Linked DNA regions of Homo sapiens: all the other regions are linked to region 1. The links are chromatin contacts, found by Hi-C or POLR2A ChIA-PET in ENCODE. All regions are on one chromosome and are shown on one strand. The core of a region is the stretch at or near the end of the contact, and the rest is flanking DNA. Distances in the headings are between cores, read along the strand shown.

Region 1 (2,970 bases), core at 96-2,595:
ACAGATTTCGAAAATCTTCTTCTTTATCCTTGGACCTAACCTATCCACAGGGTCCCTAACCATGCTATGCAGTTCCCACCTCTACCAGAAGTGCTGGGAAAATCACCTAGGTTATCTAGCTTCCCTCAAAGTATTTTACACTGTTGTGAGATTTCCTTTAAGATTCAGGAGCTAAAGTTTATTTTCTTTCTGGTTTCCTGGCGGAGCAAAGGCCCTGCACGTGTGAACGGAAACAAAACCCACACAGACTCTAGGGATGCCAAATATTAACACTGTGGGTAGGGGCACCTTCCTTCTCGGCCGAATTCCCTTTCCCAGAGAGCCTCCAGAGGGATCAGTCAACGCCCACTGAGCCTGGATCAAAGGTCAAGCTTGCCTGGTCAAGAAGGATCCTGGATCAAGCTTGAACCCGTTTCCAGAAACAGGGGCGTCGGGGCAGCAGCAAGCATTTTTACCACGCGCCCTAATGAGGTGGTTGCACAACAGGCTTTGAGGATTCCGGTTTAACAGGTAAATACCAACAGAGGATGAGCCGAGGGAGATGGGATCTGCTCCACGGCATCGATGGCATTTCGAGAATGTCTGCGTCGCAGAGCAAACCCAAAGTTTTAGCACATTACTCAAGAGTTCACCAGAGGAAGATCGCCACGAATTGAAATGAACAAAGTGAGAAAATGGGTGCTGTGTAGTCAACGCATCCGCGATGAACTCAAGCTGGGCGGAAAAATTCTTTGAATACTCCGGCTTTGTTTTGTGCTAAGACGGCAGAAGCCCCGAATTTCGGAGTTGGAAGACGCGTTTCTCCGTGTTCTCCGGCCCGTTCTCGGACTTCAGGGCCGCCCGCCGCGCACTCAGTCCCGTAGTTCCCCGGGCTTCAGGCGCGGACATTCCGGGGGGCGGAAACCAGGGAGCCGCGGGGAGGCCGCGGTCCGGCCCGCGACGCCGGGGCCCGGAGAAGGGAGGCGAGAGGCCTCCCGGAGCTCGACGGAGGGAGGGGAGGGAACGAGGAGGCCGCGGGCCGGAGCGGGGAGCAGCCCCGAGCGGCGCCCGGCTCGGCCCCCACCCTGAGGCCCGGTCCCGCGTACCTTTGGCAAGGGCTACGGTGGAGTTTTCGGTGTCGATGGTGTAGAGGATGCCCTCGTAGCGGATCTCCGCCTTGGAGATGAGGCTGATCTTGCTGCCGATGTAAGGGGTGCCCCCGCTCATGGCGCCGCCGCCGCCGCTCCCAGCTGCTCGCAGAGAGGCAGATCCCACGCCACTGTCGCCCGCTCCGCACGCCCGCTCGCTCCGTCGGCGCCTACAGCAGCCGCTTCAGACCCAACATGGCGGCGGCGCCGGCTCCGCTACCCTCCCCCAGCCTCCCGCCCTCAAGCCGCGGCGCGGCGGCGGCGGCGGCGGCGGCAGCGGCGGCGGCGCGGGGCATGCTGGGAGGGCGAGGCCGCGCTCTCGCGAGACTTGGCCGGCTACTGGTGGCTCCCGGCTCATTCGTGGCCTCGGGAGTCCCGGCAGCGCTTGTTGGCCTGGACTACGGTGGTGGTCTTGGGGCCGCGTGAGAGGAACTTCGGGGACCGGCTGAGTGCCTCGTGGCACCCGCTTGCTGCGGGCTGGAGAGGAGGCGCGCGGCCTTCCTTTTGACTCAGGCCGTGGCCGCCTTGTCGTGGGTCCTGTGTCTTTGCCGACGCGGGGCCCTCGGCCTGGAGCGCTGCCCACCCGCCTCCGAGCTGTGGCGAGCCGCTGCTCATCCTTCTAAGACGCTGAACCTGCACCTCGTGGAGCTCCTACGGCTCCATTACCGCAGTCATCGCCCGGGGAGCTTCCCCCGAGGCTGCCCCTGGAGCTGGGGCTCTCACAAGGACTCAAGTGTTTCAGCCCCTTCCTGTCCCGCTCATTCAGCCGGTCTGAACCAGTTTCATGGCTTGCAACGCCATTGTAACTCACTAATCCCAATTATCAGTATGTAGCTTGGATCAATTCCGTGAACCAGGGTTTCTGTCGAATCTCAAACGTTAAGGGTCCAAAGCCATGCTCCCTGTTTCCCCTCTAACCTGCTCCTTCACCACCGTTCCCTATTTGATGTAAACGGTACCATTTTTACTCAGCTGCTCAGACTAAAAGCCGTGAGTCAGCCTTGCCCTGTCTTGCTTCCACATCTGTTCTGACTACACCTCTCCGTTATGTATACACAATATATCCTAAATCTGACTTCTCATCTCCATTCCTACACTTCTCCCACAAGCCACGATTACTCGGGCTGAATTATTGCAGTAGCCTTCTAAAAGTTGCCTCTGTGTCAACTCTTGCCCCCAGTACTTTATTCTCAATACAGCAGCCAGAGAGATCTTCTTAAAATCTAACTCAGGGCTGGGCGCAGTGGCTCACGCCTGTACTCCCAGTACTTTGGGGGCCCGAGGCGGGCGCATCACCGGTCAGGAGTTCGAGACCAGCCTGGCCAACATGGTGAAACCCCGTCTCTACTAAAAATATAAAAAAATTAGCCAGGCGTGGTGGCGCGCGCCTATAGTCTCAGCTACTTGGGAGGCTGAGGCAGGAGAATTGCTTGAACCCAGGAGGCGGAGGTTGTGGTGAGCCGAGATTGTGCCACTGCACTCCAGCCTGGGCGACAGAGCGAGACTCCGTCTCAAAAAAAAAAAAAAAAATCTAACTCAGATCATGTCCTTCCTCTACTCACTCTACTGATCCCATGTTACACAGAGAGAAAACCAGACTTTGGTGTCTAAGGATATACATGATTTAGCTTCTCGTTCTGTTCCAGTCGCGTCTAATTCAACCAGTACTTGAGCACTTTATTCCAGTCTCTGCTCAAGCATCACCTCCAGAGATGACGTCCCTGACAGCCTTGTTTAAAATAATACCACTCATCTCCTTAACTCAGCTTGTATTTTCTTTATAGCATGTATCTCTCTCAAGTATGTCTGTTTAATTATTTGTATGTATCTGTCTCCTTCACTA
Region 2 (3,087 bases), core at 161-2,660, 560 kb before region 1:
AGGTTGAGGAATGACAGGAATTTATGTAACAATAGGACCACGGTCACAGCTGTACTGAGAACAGACTGATGAGGGTTAAGGGCAGATGCAGGGAATCCAGCTAGGAGGCTACCGCAATAATCCAGGTGGCTTTATTGCTATCACTACCGGGGTGGTAGTGGTGGTGGTAGTGCTGGGGTAACTAATGGTCAGATTCTGTATACAGTGTATAGCTTAGCTCCAACTAGAGGATCTGAATATAGGTATAAGTCAAAGGGAAGAATCAAGGATGACTGCAAGCATCTCTTCACTTGAGACCACATGGTACAGTTTTGACAACCATAAACCGAATAACCTTACATTCCAAAGTTGCATTGTGAATTACAGTTTTAAAATGTTGGCAAGACTAGAAAGTCTTCTAGCAGAAAACTGTAGAAAAGAGGAACACTGGGTGAGGAGGATAATACCTTGGAGCTCTCCTGTGGGCTCCGTCCTTCCTATACTGAAAGGAACCATGGATCCAGTCCCTTAAATGGACTTGGTTAGGTGGGAACAGGCAGGAGAAGCAAAGCAAACACACAGTCCTGATAAAGTGTTTCAGGAAGATTTGCGGACACACCGACCTACCTGAGGCATTACTCTGCAATTTCCAACAGCCAACAGAGTCCTCTTTCCAGGCTCTTATCTTAGAGATGGGCAGTGTCCTGAGGGCACAGAAGGGCAGGAAAAAGCAGTCATGAAAAATCAGGCTTATCTTGCGGCACCTGTGACACACCATAATGGAAAGGCACACTGGTAATCACTCTCCAGGGCGCCAATCTCTCCCTGGGAACTAACAGGGTGTTTCTCCGCAAGGGCTAACCATTTACCAGGTGCCACCTGCGAGGAAAATCAATTACTCTGTAAATAAAATCCTCATAAAACAATGGTAAAAACTTTATCAGCTCGTTCAGTCTTCACCACTATGCACGGTGTGCGTTCACATTTTTCCAGATCTATTTTTTAAACGATGACAAAACTGAAATTCCAAGATACTGAACCCATTTGTTCAAGGTTACACAACTGTAGAGCGCCGGCTTCATGACGACATAACCCAAAGACAACTGTGGCTGGCGTCTAACCACGCGCCCACTTCACTCTCACAACAGCGCCAAGAGGTCGGCGCCGTCATCACCCCGCGTTTACATAGGAGGACATGAAGGCCAGGAAAACCAAGGCACCGGCCGGGGTCACACCGCGGGGCAGACCCAGGGCCTGAGCCCCGCCGCCGCCCCCGGGACTCATACTGGCCGGAGTCCTCAGCAGGGCCTCACCGTCCCCGCAGGCGCCCCGCGTCGCTGGTGAGCGGGCAACGGCCGCCGACCTCTGGGGACGACACTGCCCAGAATCGTCCCGGAGCCTGGGAGTCGCCGTCAGGCCTGAGGCTACAGCGGGGCGGACCCAGTGCGCCGCCCACAGCCGATCGACATTTCCCAGAATCATCCGCGCAGGGGACAAAATTCCAGGCGCAACGAACCGCAGGTACCGGAAGACCACACTTCCCAGGAGTCTCTGCGGCCGCGCGGACCTGGGGCGCCGCGGGCAAACAGATCTCGGTTTCCTAAAAAACTAAACCGCCTGGGGCTGTCGTCCCAGAGCCCGGCAGTTAGGACCATGCGGGAAGTGTCCTGGGGCATATAGTCATACTGATGAGGTGAAAGATACACCTCGGAACCAAGGGCCACCCTCTACTTTTAAGGACAATGGCGCCGGGACCAAGAAACTACACTTCCCAGAAAACCGTGCGGCCGTGGCAAACTCTTCTGGGTCTAGCGTGCGCTCACACTAATGTTTATCTCCCGGGACGTGGGCAGACCTTGTACCAGGCGAGCTCTCGCCTTTGCTAGCAAAAGAGCTCCTCTCTTCCCAAACCCTGCTACTACGCTGTCCACCCTGTATGGTCTTTGAGGTCTTTGAGGTTTTTTTGGAATTCACTTGCTGGAGACTACAGCTCACAGAACGCCCTGGGCTGGATTGTGCCAGCTGTAGTTCGCGAACCAAGGACATTTCCTGGAAATGCATGCGGCCACGTATCTGTGACAGAAATGGCAGTTCTCACGTGCGTTACGCCCCCTGGAAGGACTTGGAAATACGGAACTTGAGTGAGCACTGAGAGGACACAGACCCTCATCCTGGGAGGAGTCACTCCTCCCGCAGCCATCAGAGCCTGACAACCGCTTCTCACCAGAGGCGCTTCTTAGACCCTGACCTTGCCCGGCTCACCCAAAGGGGCAATGGCCTTCTTTGTATGCAAGCCAGACAGTCTACTGTTGTATATTTGAATTTTTTACTTTATTTTTAATATTTTAATTAAATTTTAATTTAATGCTGCCTCTACCTCTGAGAGAGACAGGGAGAGATGGGGGAGGCCTGGAGTGGGGGCCCTGCGGGGCAGGGACAGGGGACCCTTCCTCACTTTGCACAATCTGGGAACCCTCCCCAAGCGGAACAGCCAGCTGCAGTGGAAAAGCACTGGCTTAGTGGGCTTCGTCCTGGGGACGAAGGCTGGGAGACTGCAGCTGAAAGGTGTGGGCTCCAGGAGGGCCGCAGGGGGCCTAGCAGCAGCGTCAGGGAGCAGAAGTCCGCCCTCCCTCCATCTTCCTTCCTTCTCTGGCCGCCAGAGCGCTCTGTCTCCCTCCCACGCCCACAGCTACAGGTGGAGCCGGCTTGGGGCGGGGGGGGGGTCCTCCTAGGGCGAAGAGGGCCAGGAGCCTTCCTGAGGACCTGAGGCTCCTCTGGGCCTCCCAGGGCTGGGCCTGTGATCTGATCTGCTTTGCCCTGGGAGGGACGTGCTCAGTGGTGGGGTTTGTGTAGCTGTCACTCATTCACCTGCCTGTGCTCAGCCACTCACCTGCTACTCCCATTGGCACCCACCCAGTACACATGTGGGTCGTCAGCTGCCATCAGGAGTAGTTCCTGCCTGTGTCACACACACCCATCCCACCCACCACACTGCAGGTTACAGGATTGCCCCACAAGCGCCACCATGCCTGCCTGAGGTTACCTGGCACACAAGTATCCTCACCTGCATGACATGACCAGATCGTGCACTTTCTATGCCAGGACCAG
Region 3 (2,977 bases), core at 82-2,581, 650 kb after region 1:
TTGCTCCTATTTAAGGGGCCTATTCTCCTCCCTGCTTCATGGGGACAAACAGAAGCTGCTTCTCCAGTCATAGCCCCTGGCTCCCACCAGCCTGGCCATGGTGACCCACATCCTTGTTTCGATAAAGAAACAAGAAGCATCCCCCAACCCACAACCTTTGATCAGAAGCCACTTCCAGCTGTGGGACAGCTGCAGGGTGGGGTCAGGAGCCCCACACGCCTATCCTGGGCCACCCATCCACCTGTCCACACACATCTGTACACCACACACATCTGTACACCCTTGGCGCCAGGGACGCCCTCCCCCAACAGTGTGGGGCCCCCTTCCTTCACAGGGGCAGTGAGGTCACTCCTCAGGGTATGGCTTCATGAGCTCAGCCTCTGTGTGAGCACTCTCTGGCCTCAGTTTCCTCATCTGTATAATAGACTTAAAGATAGTCTCGACCTCATAGGGCTGTGGTGAGGTTTCTATGAGCTCACATGTGCAACGCATTTGGGCCGTGCTTGTAATGCCCTGACTCTGTTGGCAGTAGGGAGGGCAGCGTCTGCTGCAGGGTCCCTACACCTTCTCTGCAGGACTCTGCACCCAGTACCAGTGCCCAGTGGGGCAGAGGAGTAAGCCTTCTGGCAGACTCTCCCTCCTAAACCCTTCTCGGCTGTGCCCACTTCTCGCCTGCCCTCCTCCCTGGCTTCCCTTCCTCCAGCTTCTCCATTCTGCAGCCCAGGAAACCTAGAAAAGATCCTACCAGACTTAACTCATAGGCCCCACAGTGGAGGCCCCGCAGGGTCTGGCCCTTGCTTCCCTTAGGCTGCCCCTCTCTCGCGCACATTCTCCTGGACGCTGCACATTTAGAGTCCTCCAGTTGCCCCACGGCCTTTGCTCAAGCCCTTTCCCTTCTTAAACAAAAATCGCCACCTCTGCCCCGACCCTAGCCTGGGTCAGTCTCCCTCCTCTCCTCCCACGTGGTTTCTTTATTCCTATGTGTTCTTCTCCCGGGTGGGCTGGTACGCCAGATCGGGGACTGAACCAGAATCAAGATGTCCTCTGCTTCAGGACCTCCCTCCCACCACGAAAAGGCTGCAGATGCTGCCCGCTAACCCGACCTACTGTCTGCAGCCGGCAGCCCGCTCATTTATCCTGGCCGAGCTCTTGGGCCCCCAATCTCCGGGAGCCCCGCCCCATCGGGGCTCCGCCCTTCCCCAGGTACCGCCCCTTCCCGTCCCGTGGAATTTGGCTCTGGAGGAGGTGGGTCAAGGACTCCATGCCCCGCCCCCTGCCCCGCCCTTACCCCGCCCCATGCATTGGCACCCGGAGGGGCTCAGCTGACGCCGCACTTCACGTGACGCCGGTGCCGGGCGAACATGGCGGCGGCCACCGGGTGAGTGCTGCGCCTCCCTCGCTCTTTCCCGCTGGCGTGGAGAGGGGCATGGGTGTCCCGGCCGGACCGCGGGTGAGAGCGTCAGCCGGGGTCGCTGAATGCCGCGGGTAGGCGCCTCTTCCCGTTGGCCCGGAGTCCCAGCGCCGGTCGGCGAGCTGCACGCTCCGAGTCAGGGTCAGCGCGGGGGCCGCAGCTCCTCTCCACCCTCCTGGCTGGCTCCGGCCCCACCTGCCCGCGTCTGGCGGCCCCACCGTGTGCGGCTGCGGTGGGGGCTGGGGTCGACACGCATGTTCGCTGCCAAGACCCCCGGGTAGGAGGGCGGCGTTGCGAGGACCCCAGGGACCCGGGCGCTTCCCGGAGGAGGCGGTATTCGAGACGGACTTGGAATTCCCTTTTCCCAGCAGGGCACTTCCCCATTTCTTTCAGGGGCCAAATGTCACCCCCTCAGGGAATCCTTCTCTAACCATCTATCCCACTTTTTGTGCCCTCATCATCACCTGATAAACTATATAGAGCATTGTTTGTACTTGTTCTTTATCTTCTCTGCATTTAGAGTGCAAGGGCAGGTATGTTACCTGCTTCTCAGTAGCCCGGTGCCTTGCACACAGTAGGTGCTCCATACTGGGCTAAATGAAAGAAAGCTGAGTGGTCGTAGTGGGAGGAAGGGTGGACAGATGGGTTCACCAGAGCGTTGGGCGGAATCTCCCAGATAGGGAGCATCTGAGCCCAGGGTAAGGGACAAAGGTTGAGAGTTCAGAGTGTTCTGGGGACAGGGGTGCATGCCTGGGGCTGGTTGGAAGGTGTGGTGTTCCAGGTGGCGGCTTCAGACTTTGCCCTGATGGGCTGGAAGGGTTTTGTTACAAGCTGCTTGATCTGTTTTTTAAAGATTAGGCTCCCCTGAGCTATGTGTGAGTTCAATGGGAGAAGGTGTGGGTCTGGTGGTACAGTGGGGTAGAGGGGGCATGGTGTAGGAGGGAGCAGTATTCCAGATGCCAGGTTGGAAACTGAGGTCAGAATGGGGGATCTAGTGGACTGAATGCATCTCTCTTTTTAAGATACAGGGAAAATGGCAACAGAAAGTGGGTTCTAAGTTGGCCCCCAAGGTTGAGGGAGCTTAGAGCATACAAATCAAATATTTTGTGGGCACCTGCTATATTCCAGGAATAGCAGTGGGTCTTCCCTTAAGGTACTCACAGGCCACTGGAACAGATGGACACATGGGACTCTGTCATCCATCTGCTTGCCGTGTGGTCTTGCCATTTGCAAAGGAGGGGCATGGACTCTGAGCTCAGATAAAGTGTGGGAAGGCTTCACTTCCTGGGTGACTTTTGTGCTAGTCCTTCAGCAATGAGACTCCCTTCAGGTAGAGAACAGTGCAGACAAAGTCTCAGATGGGTGTCAAGGAACTCAGGGTCAGATCCTTGAATCCAGCCTGTGACCCTTTTAAAGGGTAGACTGAGCAGGCTGGTGCCCAGCTGTGGGTGTGCTGTCTCTCTGGTTAGGCTGGCTCGGTGCTCACAGGGAGTGCCAGGGGTTGCATTTGGGTTCAGGATTCCAAGCTGGCCTGAGACCTGCTGCTCTCCTGAAGGAACCAAGCTG

What was found. Hi-C counts contacts between places; a loop is a spot of excess contacts on that map. ChIA-PET counts read pairs that join two places held with the same protein, here RNA polymerase II (POLR2A). Pooled maps may share reads with other maps.
Region 2: a pooled map shows a loop between it and region 1 (22-fold over the local background). The contact joins the promoter of ZNF181 here to the promoter of LSM14A in region 1. A Hi-C loop is called at or near these places in 3 of 37 single-sample maps with no recorded cell type and 16 of 50 pooled maps. POLR2A ChIA-PET finds 5 or more read pairs at or near these places in 1 of 52 experiments (activated CD4-positive, alpha-beta T cell).
Region 3: a loop to region 1 is called in a map of ascending aorta, with 11 times the contacts of the local background. The contact joins the promoter of PEPD here to the promoter of LSM14A in region 1. A Hi-C loop is called at or near these places in 2 of 168 maps with a recorded cell type or tissue (aorta and ascending aorta), 2 of 37 single-sample maps with no recorded cell type and 13 of 50 pooled maps. POLR2A ChIA-PET finds 5 or more read pairs at or near these places in 1 of 52 experiments (B cell).

Annotation. Positions count from the first base shown.
Region 1 is chr19:34,170,879-34,173,848 of GRCh38, reverse strand. LSM14A (LSM14A mRNA processing body assembly factor) reads right to left here and starts at 1,345. Exons shown (of 10, transcript NM_015578.4): 1 at 1,086-1,345. The coding sequence starts at 1,206.
Region 2 is chr19:34,732,566-34,735,652 of GRCh38, reverse strand. ZNF181 (zinc finger protein 181) reads right to left here and starts at 1,410. Exons shown (of 4, transcript NM_001029997.4): 1 at 607-1,410. The coding sequence starts at 615. RefSeq lists silencers at 1,168-1,227, 1,328-1,377 and enhancers at 1,658-2,047, 1,768-2,285, 2,503-2,562.
Region 3 is chr19:33,520,145-33,523,121 of GRCh38, reverse strand. It overlaps PEPD (peptidase D), which reads left to right and starts at 1,331. Exons shown (of 15, transcript NM_000285.4): 1 at 1,331-1,378. The coding sequence starts at 1,362. LOC105372370 (a long non-coding RNA gene) reads right to left here and starts at 1,188. Exons shown (of 3, transcript XR_935918.3): 1 at 1,108-1,188. RefSeq lists enhancers at 104-1,066, 1,067-2,030 and a silencer at 1,122-1,321.